5 separate regions of the Homo sapiens genome follow, and all the other regions are linked to region 1. A link is a contact called in ENCODE Hi-C or POLR2A ChIA-PET data. All regions are on one chromosome and are shown on one strand. The core of a region is the stretch at or near the end of the contact, and the rest is flanking DNA. Distances in the headings are between cores, read along the strand shown. Region 1 holds the start of NARS1 (asparaginyl-tRNA synthetase 1). Region 2 holds the start of SMAD4 (SMAD family member 4). Region 3 holds the start of MBD1 (methyl-CpG binding domain protein 1). Region 4 holds the start of PHLPP1 (PH domain and leucine rich repeat protein phosphatase 1). Region 5 holds the start of SERPINB8 (serpin family B member 8).

Region 1 (2,798 bases), core at 274-2,773:
ATCACTTGATCCCAGAAGTTGGAGACCAGCCTGGGCGACACAGGGAGACCCCTCCCCCATCTCCACAAAAATAAAAATAAAATAAGCCAGGCGTGGTGGCGTGCACCTATAGTCCCAGCTACTTGGGAGGCTTAAGTGGGAGGCTCACTTGAGCCCAGGAGTTCGAGGCTGCCGTGAGCTATGATAGCACCACTGCACTCCAGCCTGAGCAACAGAGAAGACCCAGTCTCCAAAAAAAAAAAAAGCCCACCAAAAAAGTAAAAAAAAGTTGAAAATGATGACAGACCCTTTATTAGCACCTCTTACATGCCCGGGCAGTGAATTTATATCATCTTTCACAAATAGAAAAACTGAAGCTCATTCAGATTAGGTAATTTATCTGAAGACACAGATAAACCCCTCTCAGCGCCTGACTCTCGGCGCAATCGGGATGTTTCGCAGCGGGGCAGGGGCAGGGGCCGGAGCCACCGCCATCGCAGCCCGGGGAACAACGGACTCGGGGAAGCCCGGCCTGGCCCTTCAAGTCCCGGGCCCAGCAAGGGCCAGGACCCTCCCTCCCTCCCTGCAATCGGTCCCAACTCGCTGAATGAAGCTCATTCAGTTTAGGTAATTTATCTGAAGACACACGGTTAGTAAAAGGCAGAACCCAGGTTTGTATTCCGAAGCCCTCGTTCTTTCCACCACATTATTATGGCCTTCCTAACGGTAATCCTTACAATTTTAAATGAACATATACCATAGCTCCTCTCCTGAACACCGAGGGACGCTGGCTCACGGAGTTTAGAAAGTTAACGCATCTGGCCGGGCGCGATGGCTCACGCCTGTAATCCCAGCACTTTGGGAGGCCGAGGTGGGCGGATCACAAGGTCAGGAGTTCGAGACCAGCTTGACTAAGATGGTGAAACCCCGTCTTTACTAAAAATACAAAAATTAGCTGGGCATGGTGGCACAGGCCTGTAATCCCAGCTACTCGGGAGGCTGAGGCAGAAGAATCGCTTGAACCCGGGAGGTGGAGGGTGCGGTGAGCCGAGATCGCGCCACTGCACTCCAGCCTGGGTGACAGAGCGAGACTCCGTCTCAAAAAAAAAAAAAAAAAAAAGGAAGTTTACGCAACCCGCTGCGTCCCCTCCACCGCCGCGCACCCCGTCTCGCAGCTGGCGCGGTGTTTGCTGGTGACATGAACTCAACCAGCCTCCACCATCTGGGGATCGGGGCGACATCCTTGGTCTGGTTTGCAAGAGGACCCGCACGCCTCCAGCTGGGGCGGAATTGGAAGATTCAGAAAGGAAAGTTGGGGAGGCGGGGAAGGAAGGGTGCAAAAGTGACACTGTGCCAGGGTCTCCAGGGCCGCGGAGCTCCGGGACAGGCAGCGCCTTCCGAGCTGCACAAACGCGTGGGGCGGGGCGTCTCTGGATCCGGAAGTTGCCTCTGCCCTCACCAAAGATGGCGGCCCCGGCGCCGCTCGCCCACCTCTCGTAACCAATGGAACCGCGGCGCTCGGCCGATTCTCGCAGGCGCCCTCAGATCTACGCTCTCTGATGCAACGCCGGAATCGCGGAAACCGCCGGTGCACGTTGGAGTCATAAGACGGCGTCGGTGTTGCAGTCTGTGTCCTTGGAGGTGACCAGGGCCACTGCAGGCATGGTGCTAGGTGGGTGAGACTCAGTGTATGGCGCGGTGTTCCCTGCCTGGGGCAGGAACTCTGCTCCAGTCGGGTTTCGGCGCTTTCCTTAGTGCCTACCAGAGTGGGCGCCCCGCGAATGTTTGGGGACCGATTGCAGGGAGGGAGGGAGGGAGGGTGCTGGCCTTTGCTGGGCCCGGGACTTGAAGGGCCAGGCCGGGCTTCCCCGAGTCCGTCGTTCCCCCGGGCTGCGATGGCGGTGGCTCCGGGCCCTTCCCCTGCCCCGCTGCGAAACCTCCCGATTGCGCTGAGACTCAGGCGCTGGGACGGGTTCAGACACAGGGTAGCCCCTACTCCTGCAGTTCTTCAAAGTGATCGTCAGGAAGGGGCTTTAGGATTCTAGTTGTTTTTCTCCCACCCTCATTTTTTTATTGAGGTTTCCGGGGAGACCATACTGTGCAGTAGGAAAAAAAAAAAAAAAAAGAGAGAGACCTGGATGGATGTTAACTGTTCAGACCTACTAGTTGTGAGGCCTTCTGAAATTTTCTAACCTCAGAGCTTCTGTTTCCTTTAAAGTCCAGAGGGAGCTGGTGTTTATTTGCCATCTCTACAAAAACTGGCACTGGGATATCTGATTTGTATGTGTTATTTTATTTCATCCTCAGCACAGCCTTTCAAGATGGGGATTGTTTTTCCTATTTTATAGGTAAAGAAATAAGCTCAGAAAGGTTAAGTAAATTCTCCAGAGTCACCCTGCCTTTTAAGGTACAAAATCCAACATTCCAGCGTATGTCTGATCAACTTCAAAGCCCATATTTTATTTTTGGGTGCCCAATTAGATAGAATAAATATCACAAATTAAAATGATCAGAGTTCATTTTGAAAACCTGGATTATTAACTAATGTTTTTATGAGATGGATGTTATTGAAATGGAGTGGGGAAATAACTAGGATATTAATTACTTATGGACCTCAATTTTTATTAATCGATGCTTGTTCTGTTTACAAAGATAAGGAATGAATAAAGTAGTAAGGTGACTAATAGTTAATGGCCAGACCATAACTTACCCTCATTTTGTCAAACAGCAGAGCTGTACGTCTCTGACCGAGAGGGAAGCGATGCCACGGGAGATGGAACCAAGGAGAAACCATTTAAAACAGGTCTAAAGGTAGAGTC
Region 2 (2,700 bases), core at 135-2,634, 6.6 Mb after region 1:
GTTTGCAGAAAGTCAATTCAGGGTAATTCCGCTATTATCCTGTTGTGTTTATTATTCCTAAATAACTGGCAATTCCACCTTAAACTACGGTGCAAAAACTAAATGCATTAAGAAACTAATTGGGAAATAAATGTGTTTTTTTAAATAAAAACAAACGTACTTAGGTTTTTGAAGGGAAACAGCTATCAATCTTCAACAGGGCTTTTTAAAGCCTCTGCACCAGCAAATAAACCTTTCAGGTTAACTAAACACACTTGTGTCTTTGAAAATCTAGTTTGAGAAATCCTAACAGCAGTTTGGGACAAGTGATGGAGCCACCGCCCTCCACCCTACACCAATTTCACTGTCAGTACATGCAGTGCTAACAGTAAGATCAGCTGTGTCTTTTATTAGGAAGCATGTTTTATTGGGGGCAAGGAGGGGTTCAGTTAGGTGCTAAGAATGTGTCCTGCATACCGCTGTCACTCTCAGTACTCAAAAAGTAAACATATCAAAGCCAGAAGCGTAAACTGGCATGACAAGACTAGGAAGAGAAAGTAGGGGACAAAGACAAAACAGAAATTGGCTGGAGAAAATAAATTTAGACAAACAATTTACAACTTTCACTTAGACCCTAAGGCAACACATTCCAGCCGACCCAACGCGCTCAGCCGGGGCGACCGTGAAACTACTGAGAACAACAAAGAGGAGCGGCGGCCGCGGCAGGAGTCCCGTCCGAGTTTAACTTGATTCTCCCACGAGCTGCAAGCGGAGCTGGGGGCCCGAGGGACGCGAGGCACCGCCGCCCGGCATTCAGCCGGCCCGCCCGGCCCGGCTCGTCAGGCCGCCGCGGTCGCCCTCCCAGAGGATTCCGCGCGCTCCCAGCCGCCGCCGCCGCCGCCGCCGTCGTCGGGAGCCCGCCCCGGGGCGGGGAAGCCACAGGCGGGGTGCGCGGGCCCGGCCGGGGGAAGGGGAGGGGACATGGCGCGGTTACCTGGGCTCGGGCGGTGGCGAGGGGAGTCCGCTCTCCCGCGCTGCTGGTCCGCGGACGCACCGGGCCCGTAGCTTTCCCCGGCGGCCCGGAGAGCTCCTCGGCCCCCGCCCCGAGGCGTCCCGGCCAGGCCGCCCCTCCTCAGCGCCGCGCCGCTGCCCGCGCGGGCCGGACCGCCTCGAGCTCCCGGGCCGCCCTGCGGCGGGGGGCCTCTCTCGCTGGGCGCCTGGCTCCCCTCACCCGCTCCCACCCCCTGGGCGGCCGCGGAGCCTAGGGGAGAGCAGGAAGGGCCTCCCGAGGAGAGCGGGAAGGCGCGAACGCAGGCTCCGCCACCCAAACCGCTCCGTTACCGCAGCGGCGACGACGACCAGGGCCGTGTTGTTGCTGCCAACTTGTCGAGAAGCCACTGAGCATGCGCGCGCGGGGACCACATCCGGGTAATTTCAGGGTTTGGCCCTTTTCCCCCGCAGCTTTCCTTTCTCCCGGCTGCCCCCGCCTCCCGCTCCGAGTGACGGGGAGGGTCGCTCTGCGCAGGCGCCTACAGGGCAGCGCCAGCCGGCGGGCGGCTCTGAATCTGGACCTGGGCCTGGGCCTCAGCGCGGGCGGAGGCGAAGGCCTGTTTGAGGGAGTGGTCGCCGGGGAAATTGGCATCTCGTTGCAAAAAAGTATCCAAGGAGCGCGGGAGAGCTCGGCGTAGAGTGGGCGTCCAGTAAGTGTTTATAAATAGCTATTAGCCCGGCCTTTGTTGTTTTTTTGTTTTGTTCTGTGTTGAGGACCTGCGTAGGCACAAAAATTGGCCTTCAACAGCCAGTCGACAGCTCTGGGGAGAAGGTGGCTAGGTTGTAGGAGTTCACTTCGGGAAGAAACAGACGCTGGCGGCACCTTCCTTCTCTTTCTGGCAGCCCCGAATCACGAGCCCCAGAGGTGTTTACACTCGAGAGACGCACAGGACAGTCAAGGAATCACATATTGAAGAGCCTTGCCAGGCGTTGCAAGTGTGAGTGGATTTTGTTGGAAGAGATGTAGGCGCACTCTCGGAGCTGGAGGCGAACTTCGAATCCTACGACACACCTGTTAACTAGGTTACCTGTTTGTTTGGTGGGGGAAGGCATAGGCTCTGCTTTTGACTTTATGCCTCTTTTATTTCACATTTTTTACAAGACGCATGCATTTCTTTTTCATTTAAAACGCATTAATGATTTATTTTCACCAACCAGGAACTACTTTTAGTCCCTCCAAAACCAATGATTAGCCAGTTCTAAAGTCATTTCTTAGGTCACGTCGCCCAGAAAATCTCTACACCCACCGTACGCCTTCGCCACTCATACTCAGTGCTTCATTCTATCCTCCACATCACCGCCTGGGCCATTCCCTCTTTGACCAGAAAGCCCCTAAAGCTCCAAACTGGTGTTCTCTTACCCCTGGGGTTTATGGAGACCAGTTTTAAGGGAATTCATTTCCACATCTTCCATTGCTATATATTCTATTTTCTAAACTTGCCCAGCTTGAGAAAGGAGCTGAGGACACAGCATCCCCTTTCAAAACTGTCCTCCCACCTTACAGAAGAAAGTCAAAATTCTCACCCACTACTAAGGTGCATGGGATCAATGCAGAACCTCCCCAGCAATCCAAAAGGGACAATTCAAAAATCGGTATCTATGCTGAGAAAGTAAATGACCTTAGTGAATGGATATTAAATTATTTTTCAAGTCAGATAGTTTTCAAATCTT
Region 3 (2,923 bases), core at 80-2,579, 7.3 Mb after region 1:
AGGTTTCTGTGCGGTTTTGGTGCTGCATGTGGTAGGTTTCCATGTCGGACGTGGCCGGGGCAGGCGGGGCTGCAGGTGTTCCTGCTTAGGACTCCTGCCGCTCCCTTGGCAGTGGTACAAGCTGGACGAGCTGTTTGAGCAGGAGCGCAATGTGCGCACAGCCATGACAAACCGCGCGGGATTGCTGGCCCTGATGCTGCACCAGACGATCCAGCACGATCCCCTCACTACCGACCTGCGCTCCAGTGCCGACCGCTGAGCCTCCTGGCCCGGACCCCTTACACCCTGCATTCCAGATGGGGGAGCCGCCCGGTGCCCGTGTGTCCGTTCCTCCACTCATCTGTTTCTCCGGTTCTCCCTGTGCCCATCCACCGGTTGACCGCCCATCTGCCTTTATCAGAGGGACTGTCCCCGTCGACATGTTCAGTGCCTGGTGGGGCTGCGGAGTCCACTCATCCTTGCCTCCTCTCCCTGGGTTTTGTTAATAAAATTTTGAAGAAACCAAGGAAGCTGTCTCCACATTGCTGCGGTTGCAACTGTTCCAGACTTCTGGATAAGATGGGGGGCGCCTGCACCCCGCGAGAGCCCAGGGACCCACATTCCCAGCCTCCCACGGGCAGAGGGTCTACGCAGCGCGCCTTCAGTGTGGTGACACCGCCCATGCATGCTCCTGTCTCCCACCCAGAGCTGTCGTCCGCTGTGGACGCCAGGCCCCGCCTTTTCCCCACAAGCCCCACGTTGGGGATCCGCCTCCTGCAGGGGCGCGCCCTCCCGCGTGCCTCAGTTTACCTGCGGTGTGGCACCGCCCCTTTCCCCGCCCCGCGCGCTCCCACAGCTGTTCGGCGGGGAGGAGGGAGCGGGACACGACCCCCCCTGGGGTTGATGTTCGGAGGGACCCACGAACACAGGATAGACCCCAGCGAGAGGTGGGAGAGGAGAGCGCCGGCAGGGCCAGGGAGTGCGCAGGCGCGAAGCAGCTTCCTTGCCGCGTTCGGTATCGGCTGTGGAGACCGCGGGAGGGAAGGGAGGGCGCAGGCGCAAGCCCTCCCCGACCGCTTCCCTTCAGGTTGAGGCTGGAAAGCGCATGCGCCAGCTAGATGGGCAGCGAGGAGAGCCGCAACTGCCAGTCCCTCGAAGGGGTTAGCTGTCGTTGAACGTCAGCACGCAGATGCAACTGGCTCTCGGCAGGGGGGCGCGCGCACCGCTGCGGAGCGCCGGCCCGTAGGCGCGGGAGCCTCCCTATTAAGGGCACGCGACATCGAGGCAATAGTGCGCAGGTGCTTAGCCAGAGGCGGAGCCCGAGAGGCAGGCAGCGGACTTCCGGTTCCGGGAGCAACGAACAGCCGCGGAGGCGACAGCTACCGCTTCAGAGGAGGCGGCCGCGGAGGAGGAGGAAGGGGAGGAGGGCGAGGCGGGAGGTGCAGGAGGGACCCTCGCCATGGGTCCACGGGCCTAGAGTGGCGGAAGATACCGGCCTGGTGCCAAACTGGTGAGACAGCCTTGGGGCTGGACGTGGAGAGCGCTCAGGCGGAGGATGGGAAGGAATTGTGGCTCAGAACGCTGACGGGGAGGAATGAAGGGCCCTCAGGCCGATAAGGGGGAGGAATGGCGGCGTCGGAATACTGACGAGGAGAAATGGGGGGATTTAGGCTGAGGACGGGAAGGAATGCAGCTCTGAACTCTGACAGGTAGGAGTGTCGGGATCCTGGGACGAGGACGGAGAGGAATGGTGGAGATCAGAACGCTAAAGGGAGACATCGGGGCATCTGAAGTTGAGAGAGAAATGGGGGTTCAGAACTCTGAGAGGGAGAAATGAGGGGCCCTCAGGCTGATGACAGGAGAAATAGAGGCTTTGGAATGCTGAAAGGGAGGAATAGGAGGCCCCATATAGAGGACGAGGAGCAGTAGGGGATCAGAATGGTGACAGTTAGGGATGGCATGATCCCGGGACAAGAACAGAGAGAATGGAGGAGGGTTCGGAATGCTGAGGGGAGAAATTAGGGTCTCTCTGGATGATAAGGGAGGAATGGAGGATGAGAACAGTAAGGAGGAGAAGTGGGGAACTTTTTGGCTGTAGAGGAAGGTTTGGGAGCTCAGACTAGGGAGAAATTGTGGGTGAGAACATTGAAGGAGAAGAAAAATAAGGGGGGAGGTCTTGGGCTGAGGAAGGGGAGGCATGGGAGGCTTCCAGTGTGAGGAATGGAAAAGATGAGGGGCTGTTCAGGCTATGGGTTGGAGCAGTTGTGTCTCGCAGAGGAAGTCGAGGTTGTAACACTGAGGTAGCAGGATAAGAGGACATCAGGCAGAGAAGGAATGGAGTGGTTAAAACACTGAAGGAGGGAAATTAGGAACTCCTGGGTCAAGGAAGGGGGGAATGAGAGACTACTGAAGTCAAGTAGTGAGGGCAAGAGAAATGGGGCCCTTTGGGGCTGAGGATGGGGACTATGGGGGTCTTGGGGTGATAAAATAGAGGGATAGAGGCCCTTAGGTCAGTGACAGGGAGGAATGAGGGGGAAGGATGAAAAGTTTCTGGATTGGCAGTGAGGAGAAATGATGGGTTGTCAGTCTGAGGATAGAGAGGAGTAGGGGATTAGGACACTGAGAATAAGAAACAGGGATCCTTGGGTTGAGGAATGATGATATCCTAGGCCCAGAATAGGAAAGAATGGGGTGAGAATATGAGGGGTTTCTTTTCCATATATGGGCTGGTTGCCTGTGGCAGGTCCTAGGGCTTGGGCAAGCACTAATGGATACCAGTGATTTGTGTGGCCTGGGGCACAGTGTTGTCCCTTCCTAGAGCCTCAGTTTCCCTCATCCCTTCCACCCCCTTTCAGGCTACTGCTGCTTCCTGTGGCCTCCATGGCTGAGGACTGGCTGGACTGCCCGGCCCTGGGCCCTGGCTGGAAGCGCCGCGAAGTCTTTC
Region 4 (2,874 bases), core at 291-2,790, 5.1 Mb before region 1:
GGCGGCGGAGGCGCCTTCTCCGCGGTCACCCCGCTCCTCCCGGGGGTAGACTGGAGGCCTCCCGGGGCCACGGCTGCCGCTGCCTTCTCCTCGCACGACCCCTCGCGGACGGCCCCGCCCGGGCTGTCAATGGCCCTCGGGGCTTTCTGCTGCGGCTGAGGCGAGGAAGCCGTCTGGGGAAGCGGGAGGGGCTGCGCGGGGTGGCCGGGACGGCGGGGCTGGCCCGGGACCCCCGTCGGGGCCGAGGCTGCGTCGGCCTCGAGCTCTTCCGACGACGACGAGGAGCCGCCGCCGCTGCTGTAGGGGTCCAACCGGTCAGACACGCTCTCGGCGCTGGGACTCAGACTGAAGCTCTCGGTGTCGGAGACCACAGGCCGTGGGGCGCGGGGCGAAGAGACAGGGCCCCCAACGAACGGCTCGCCGGGGCTGGAGTCCGAGGGCGCTGGGCTGGCGCGGCGCGACCACCCGCCCGGGCCGCCGACGGGCAGGGGTAGGTCGGCGGGGGGCGCGCGCGGAGGCCCCCCGAAGGCACCCGGCGCGCTCCTCGCGGGCGGTACCTCCGAGTCCCGCGGCTCCGGGGGCGCCAGCCGGGGGCCGGCCTCGGGGGGCGGTTCAGCGGGCTCCCGGGCGGCGGCGGCTCCGGGCCCCTGGCCCAGCACCTTCACCACGCCGCCGCCTTTGTGGCCCAGCTGCAGCAGGCGGGCGGCCACCTCGCCGGCCGTGGTGTCCAGTGTGCAGAGCACCGGGCGCAGGTAGGTCGAGGCCATGTGGCGGTCGAAGACGTGCACGCAGCCGCGCTGGAGCTGGTGCCTCACCCAGTCCCGGTCCGACGGCTGCAGCTGCAGCGTCTGCCGGTGCTTCAGAAGCAGCGTCTTCCTGTCCAGGCTCCGGGTGCACAGCGACGCCGAGGCCGAGCAGGAGGCGGGGAGGCCGGCAGCGCCGGGGGAGTGCGAGGCAGCAGCGGCCGAGGACGACGACGACGAGGAGGCGGCCGCGGCGGCCGCGGACAGATTCCTCTTCAGCCGCCCTCTCCTCAGCAGGAGGGAGTTGGCGCCGCCGCCGGCCCCGGGTACGGGGGCAGCCCCGCCGGCAATGGGCTGGGGCGCCCCGCGCCGCCTCCTGCGCCCGGCACCCCCCGCTCTGCCCGGCAGCGGCCCCGGCGGCGCCTCGCCTGGGGCCTCTTCCCGCGCCCCGCTGCCGCTGCCGTTCCCGCCGCTCGGGGCCGCCGGGGTCAGCGCGGGCTCCGGACTCCGGCCGCCCCCGGCCGCCGCCGCCAGAGCCGCCGCGGCCGCCGCTGCTGCTGCTGCTGCCGCAGCGGCGGCCGCCGGAGCCGAAGCTCGGTCCTCCCTGCCGAGCTCGGGGAGTCGCTGTACCGTGGCCGCGGCGGCGGGCTCCATTGCAGTGGGGCTTCGCGTTTCCCCCCCAGCTCCGGAGGCAGCGGGCGGAGAGGGAGGCGATGAGGCGGAGGTGGGAGACGGCGGCGGCGCGCGGAGAAGGGAGAAGCCAATGGCGTTGTGCGCGGCCGTTCCAGGGGATTATGTGGCGATTCGGAGCATTCCGTCGGTGTCTCAGTGTTCCATCCCGCGCGCCCGCCTCGCCGCCACCGCCCCCCCGACACACGCCCTCCCCGCCCGGGTCGCGGGCTCCCCAGCGCCGGCCCCGCCCGCTACCCCCGCCTCAACCCGGCGAACCAGCCGCGGATCTGGGCTCATTGAATATTAATCATGCGCCGGGAGCGGGAAGGCGGGAGGCTGGCAGGGCGGGAGGGCCGCGTGTGCCTCATAAATATTCATCGCCGGCATGACGGCATTCCAGGGAGGAGTGGGGAGAGCCAGGGGATGGCCGGAGGCGGAGCTTCAGGGTAAACAAACGTGACGCGTGCGTACGAGGGCGGGGTGGGGGGCAGTTTCCCGGGAGGTTCCTGAGCCGGCCTCGGAGAGGGCAGTGAAGACCGACGCGCGCGGTAAACCTTGGGAGTTGTGGTTCTCGTAAGGGGATCGGCAATCCCGAGGGAAACATGGTGGACTACAAGTCCCAGCGGTCCTTTGGTTCTGCTTCTCCTGGCCGCCAGCAGCTGGCCGTGGCCAGTGAGTATTGTGCCCTCTGCCGTTGAACTCTGTGCCAGAGTTCTTAATGAACACGAATGCTCATGTTCATTAACTTGTATTTTACCCGCACTCCAGCTTGCCAGATGACTTTTATTTTCCCTACTAATTAAAGGTGAGGGCTTTCAGGGACTGTAAACGTACGAAGGTCGCAGGTCCTGGTCCTCACCTGCGCCCATTGTATGAGATAGAGATACACACCCGTCACACCACAGCATCACTGGCAGTCTGAGTGGGCCAACCTCACTTTTTCCCCACTTTTTCAAGACCCAGGAAGACAGGCAGCGTCTGGGAATTCTAACTGAGGCTGTCGTTGAATGTGCTTGTTCGAAGGCACAACCCTAAGTCTGTCCTCTCCCTCTCCTGTACCTGAAAAGGAAAATAGCAAAGGACTGAGGTTTCATTGTTTCCCATTGCTCTTGAAGTCTGAAGTAGTTTAATGACACAGAAAGCACTGGTAAGTAGAAGAAACATTAGAATGGAGTATGAGATGGGCTTTTTCCACGTGTTCTGTCTTAACGTCTTCTCTGGTTTTTTTCTTTCATCATTCAGGGAAAAAAAAAATAGTTTCTACTGCCACAATGTTTAGTCGTGGTCTGAAAAGTTGTATTTTTCGTCAGTTGAATCAATGTTGTAATCATTGGGCAGTTTACTATTTAAAAGAATGTTGTACACCTTTTTAATTGAATTACCATTCCCCCAATTGCTTTGTAATTCGGGATTTTTCTTTTCTTTTTTTCTTTCTTTTTTCTTTTTTTCTTTTTTTTTT
Region 5 (2,867 bases), core at 338-2,837, 6.3 Mb before region 1:
CGTAGGCCACCACCATGGGCCAGGGACTGCTGAAAGCAGAGGGATTGTCTGCAATAGAGAAGTGGGGGCTGGAATTGCCAGGCAGTGACTGCTCACATAGGGACAGAGCACAGGAGGGCCCAGTCCCGAGGCGCCTAGCTGTTATAAATTCATACTCAGGGTGGGTCGTGAACCACTGGAATTTTAAATGAGGAGTCAGGCTGGAATGGGGAATATGACTTGTTCCATTTGAGATGCGTGGAACACACCATACCAGGTGAACCTGTAACAAAGACAGCCAAGGATGTTTGTAAACAGTTAGGGACGGGGATGAGTAGACTGTCTAGAGCCAGAGACCTGGAGCCATCAGCATCCCGATTCCGAGAGGTTCCATGAGAATGGATGAAACTACACAGAACATCTAGTGGAGGCACAAGGGAAGAAATCCACCTATTTCTGTGGAATTTCCAATATCTGGAGGTAGTAAAAGGAAGAGACAGAGGAGGGCGAGGGGAGAGCGCGCGCGCGAAACGGAGACTGAGACCCAGCCATCAGGGTGTGCTGGGAGAACTGGGGAGACGAGTCTGCCCCTGCGAGTGGACCCAGGGAAGAGGGCGCGGTCTACGCAGAGCCCGAGGCAGGGAAGCGGGAGGGGCCCGGAGAGCAGCCCTGGGTGAGGCCCTTTGGAATGGAGAGGTCTCAGGAGTGAAGCAGCAGCCAGAGGACTGAGAGTGTCTGGAAAGTGAGGAATTGGTTAAAGTAACGCCGGTGGCTGCAACAGAGAGGGGCGTAGGTGAAGAAGCACCCCCAACCCCATCCCATTTGAGAGGAAGCAGACAATGAAGAAGAGAATATGAAAGATACAGAAAGATGAAGGCAGGGGTGGAAAGAACGGAGGGGGGGGACAGGAAGGGAAGGAGAAGGTGCAACCAATAGGCTGTAAGCACAGGGGCAAGCTTGGGCGCCAGGGGAGCAGGGACTCGGCGCCTCCCCGATCTGCCCCAGGCGCCACGGAAATTCCAGGCCCCGCCACCCGCACTCCCGGAGCCTCCTCCGCAGCGGCGGCTCCTCCCACTCGCCCTCCCGGGGCTCCCGCCCAAGCTTCCGGCGCTTCCAAACTCACTGCTCGCGTCACCCCCCGCTCCCATCCGGCAGCAAATCACAGCGCAGCAAATCGCAAGCCTAGAAACAGACGCTCCCTCTCCAGGGGCAGCTTCCTATTCAGGGCGGGTCTGGGCGCACCTGTTCTCGGGACCCGGCCCTCGGCCTTCGCCGGGTCTCGCGGTGGGGCTTGGGACCCCGGCTGGTGCCAGGGCGACCCCCACAGCCCCGCGACTCTCTTTCCCGGCCGCCTCCCGCCGTCATTCTCCTAGTTCCTGCCCGCCTTTGCCTCGCTCTGATTCCTGCTCTGGCCTTCCTCCCTTCCCCTCTCTCACGCACTCCAGGGAAGAGGTGGCCTCCGCGGGAACCTGGGCACCTCCGTGCCTGCCCCGCCCGGTACCTGGCAGAGGCCCCCACCTCCTGCTGCTGCTGCTGCTGCCGCCGCCGCCGCCGCCGCTGCTGCTTTGACTATTCCTCCTTTGTAGATGCTTCACGTCCGCCTTGATTGAGGGCAAGGCTTCCGGCAGATGACTCAGAACCGTTCGATTGCTCTGGCTTGTGCAATCCCTGATTCTTTGGGCCTGTGTGGATGTCTGTGGGCACCGGAGAGAGGGCCAGTGCCTGGTCCTTGGAGGGTGGTTTTTATAAAAAGTGTACACATTGGCTATTGTCCTTTTTTCACCGTTGATTCACGTTTGACTCCACTGTAGTTAGACGTCCACCCAAACATTCTCTGAAATTGCTCCTGATAAGGATACTAATCATTTTCTAATTGCCTTGGCCAAAAAATACATCCCAGGTCTTATTTCATTTTGTTTGTTGGCGACATTTAGCCCTTTCTTCTTTGACCTTCCCAGGATTTCCAGAGCACCCTTCCCTTCTTTCCTGACTCCTTTGCTTGGTATCCTGATTCCTTTCCTACCATTCTAAGCCCTCTTCTTTTCATTATAATATGATCTTCTTGTATGACCTCCACTATATCCATAGGTTCATGTTTCAACTTTTAACTTATTTCTTCAAAATCTCTAACCTGTCTCGAGCCGTAGATGTTACCTGTGTACTACTGGACATCTCTCAGAAACCTGGGTGTGTCCCTCCGCAGTTCTTTTAACTAAATGATCAACAGTCCTGTTACTTCTATCACTTTTGTGTTCCTCCTGTCCATACTCTGTCACCTCTATCATGTCTCATGTCTCTCCTAAACAATTAATTTTCCTACCTACAGTTCTGATCCATGCCAACCTATTGCCTACTCTGAAGTTCAGGTAAACATTCCAATTCTAATTATTTTATACCTCAGTTTAAAATCCTTTATAACATCCTCTTATCCAAAAAGATAAATTAGAAACTATTGAGCAAGGAGTGTAAGCCTCTTCACGTCTTGATTTCTCCCTTCTTTTCTTTAGAGCCATAGCAAATTATTTACATTCCTTCATATCCTCTGTTCATATACATGGGGTTCCTGGCATGCAAGCTTGTCTTTCAAAATTCAGTTCAAATAATGTCTCCTGCAGGAAGCTCTCACAGAGCTCTCCAGTTTGGGAATTCTGCTTTTAAAGATGCACATTCCCACTCTGCACCCCAAACCAATTAAGTAAAGATCTCTTGGAGGAGGGAACCCAGCAGCAGTATTTTGTAAAACTCGCTCAGTGATTTCCCTGTGGAATCCTAAAAGTAACTGTTCCCAAGAACTCTCCTCAATAAGTCTTGGTGCAGGATTCACCCCCATCTTTTCTCCATGACTTTGAAACCCCTCTCTCTAGTGGCTACAGACTCACATTTGAACT

The links. A loop is a pair of places that touch in the nucleus more often than their neighbours do. ChIA-PET counts read pairs that join two places held with the same protein, here RNA polymerase II (POLR2A). Pooled maps may share reads with other maps.
Region 2: a map of naive thymus-derived CD4-positive, alpha-beta T cell shows a loop between it and region 1 (12-fold over the local background). The contact joins the promoter of SMAD4 here to the promoter of NARS1 in region 1. A Hi-C loop is called at or near these places in 1 of 168 maps with a recorded cell type or tissue (naive thymus-derived CD4-positive, alpha-beta T cell) and 7 of 50 pooled maps. POLR2A ChIA-PET finds 5 or more read pairs at or near these places in 1 of 52 experiments (CD4-positive, alpha-beta T cell).
Region 3: a loop to region 1 is called in a map of CD8-positive, alpha-beta T cell, with 21 times the contacts of the local background. The contact joins the promoter of MBD1 here to the promoter of NARS1 in region 1. A Hi-C loop is called at or near these places in 5 of 168 maps with a recorded cell type or tissue (CD4-positive, alpha-beta memory T cell, CD8-positive, alpha-beta T cell and naive thymus-derived CD4-positive, alpha-beta T cell) and 11 of 50 pooled maps. POLR2A ChIA-PET finds 5 or more read pairs at or near these places in 1 of 52 experiments (activated CD8-positive, alpha-beta memory T cell).
Region 4: a loop to region 1 is called in a map of CD8-positive, alpha-beta T cell, with 11 times the contacts of the local background. The contact joins the promoter of PHLPP1 here to the promoter of NARS1 in region 1. A Hi-C loop is called at or near these places in 2 of 168 maps with a recorded cell type or tissue (CD8-positive, alpha-beta T cell and naive thymus-derived CD4-positive, alpha-beta T cell) and 9 of 50 pooled maps.
Region 5: a map of gastrocnemius medialis shows a loop between it and region 1 (11-fold over the local background). The contact joins the promoter of SERPINB8 here to the promoter of NARS1 in region 1. A Hi-C loop is called at or near these places in 2 of 168 maps with a recorded cell type or tissue (gastrocnemius medialis and naive thymus-derived CD4-positive, alpha-beta T cell) and 8 of 50 pooled maps.

Annotation. Positions count from the first base shown.
Region 1 is chr18:57,620,561-57,623,358 of GRCh38, reverse strand. It overlaps NARS1 (asparaginyl-tRNA synthetase 1), which reads left to right and starts at 1,523. Exons shown (of 14, transcript NM_004539.4): 1 at 1,523-1,651; 2 at 2,708-2,790. The coding sequence starts at 1,642. RefSeq lists enhancers at 1,250-1,589, 970-1,674.
Region 2 is chr18:51,028,897-51,031,596 of GRCh38, reverse strand. SMAD4 (SMAD family member 4) reads right to left here and starts at 1,384. Exons shown (of 12, transcript NM_005359.6): 1 at 974-1,384. LOC107985152 (a long non-coding RNA gene) reads left to right here and starts at 1,503. Exons shown (of 4, transcript XR_007066370.1): 1 at 1,503-1,679. RefSeq lists a silencer at 770-1,349 and enhancers at 1,155-1,773, 1,630-1,799.
Region 3 is chr18:50,279,929-50,282,851 of GRCh38, reverse strand. It overlaps MBD1 (methyl-CpG binding domain protein 1), which reads left to right and starts at 1,329. Exons shown (of 17, transcript NM_015846.4): 1 at 1,329-1,489; 2 at 2,835-2,923. The coding sequence starts at 2,860. It overlaps CXXC1 (CXXC finger protein 1), which reads left to right. Exons shown (of 15, transcript NM_014593.4): 15 at 113-505. The coding sequence ends at 259. RefSeq lists enhancers at 90-670, 671-1,251 and silencers at 1,397-1,506, 1,517-1,596.
Region 4 is chr18:62,714,207-62,717,080 of GRCh38, reverse strand. PHLPP1 (PH domain and leucine rich repeat protein phosphatase 1) reads right to left here and starts at 1,540. Exons shown (of 17, transcript NM_194449.4): 1 at 1-1,540. The coding sequence starts at 1,397. RefSeq lists silencers at 1-76, 177-276, 587-726, 937-1,166, 1,517-1,806 and enhancers at 157-1,119, 2,077-2,186, 2,277-2,336.
Region 5 is chr18:63,968,801-63,971,667 of GRCh38, reverse strand. It overlaps SERPINB8 (serpin family B member 8), which reads right to left and starts at 1,587. Exons shown (of 7, transcript NM_002640.4): 1 at 1,498-1,587. It overlaps LOC105372165 (a long non-coding RNA gene), which reads left to right and starts at 1,164. Exons shown (of 3, transcript XR_935576.3): 1 at 1,164-2,345. It also overlaps a transcript of HMSD not described here. RefSeq lists silencers at 886-1,105, 1,176-1,235, 1,246-1,445 and enhancers at 919-1,213, 1,506-1,675, 1,706-1,755.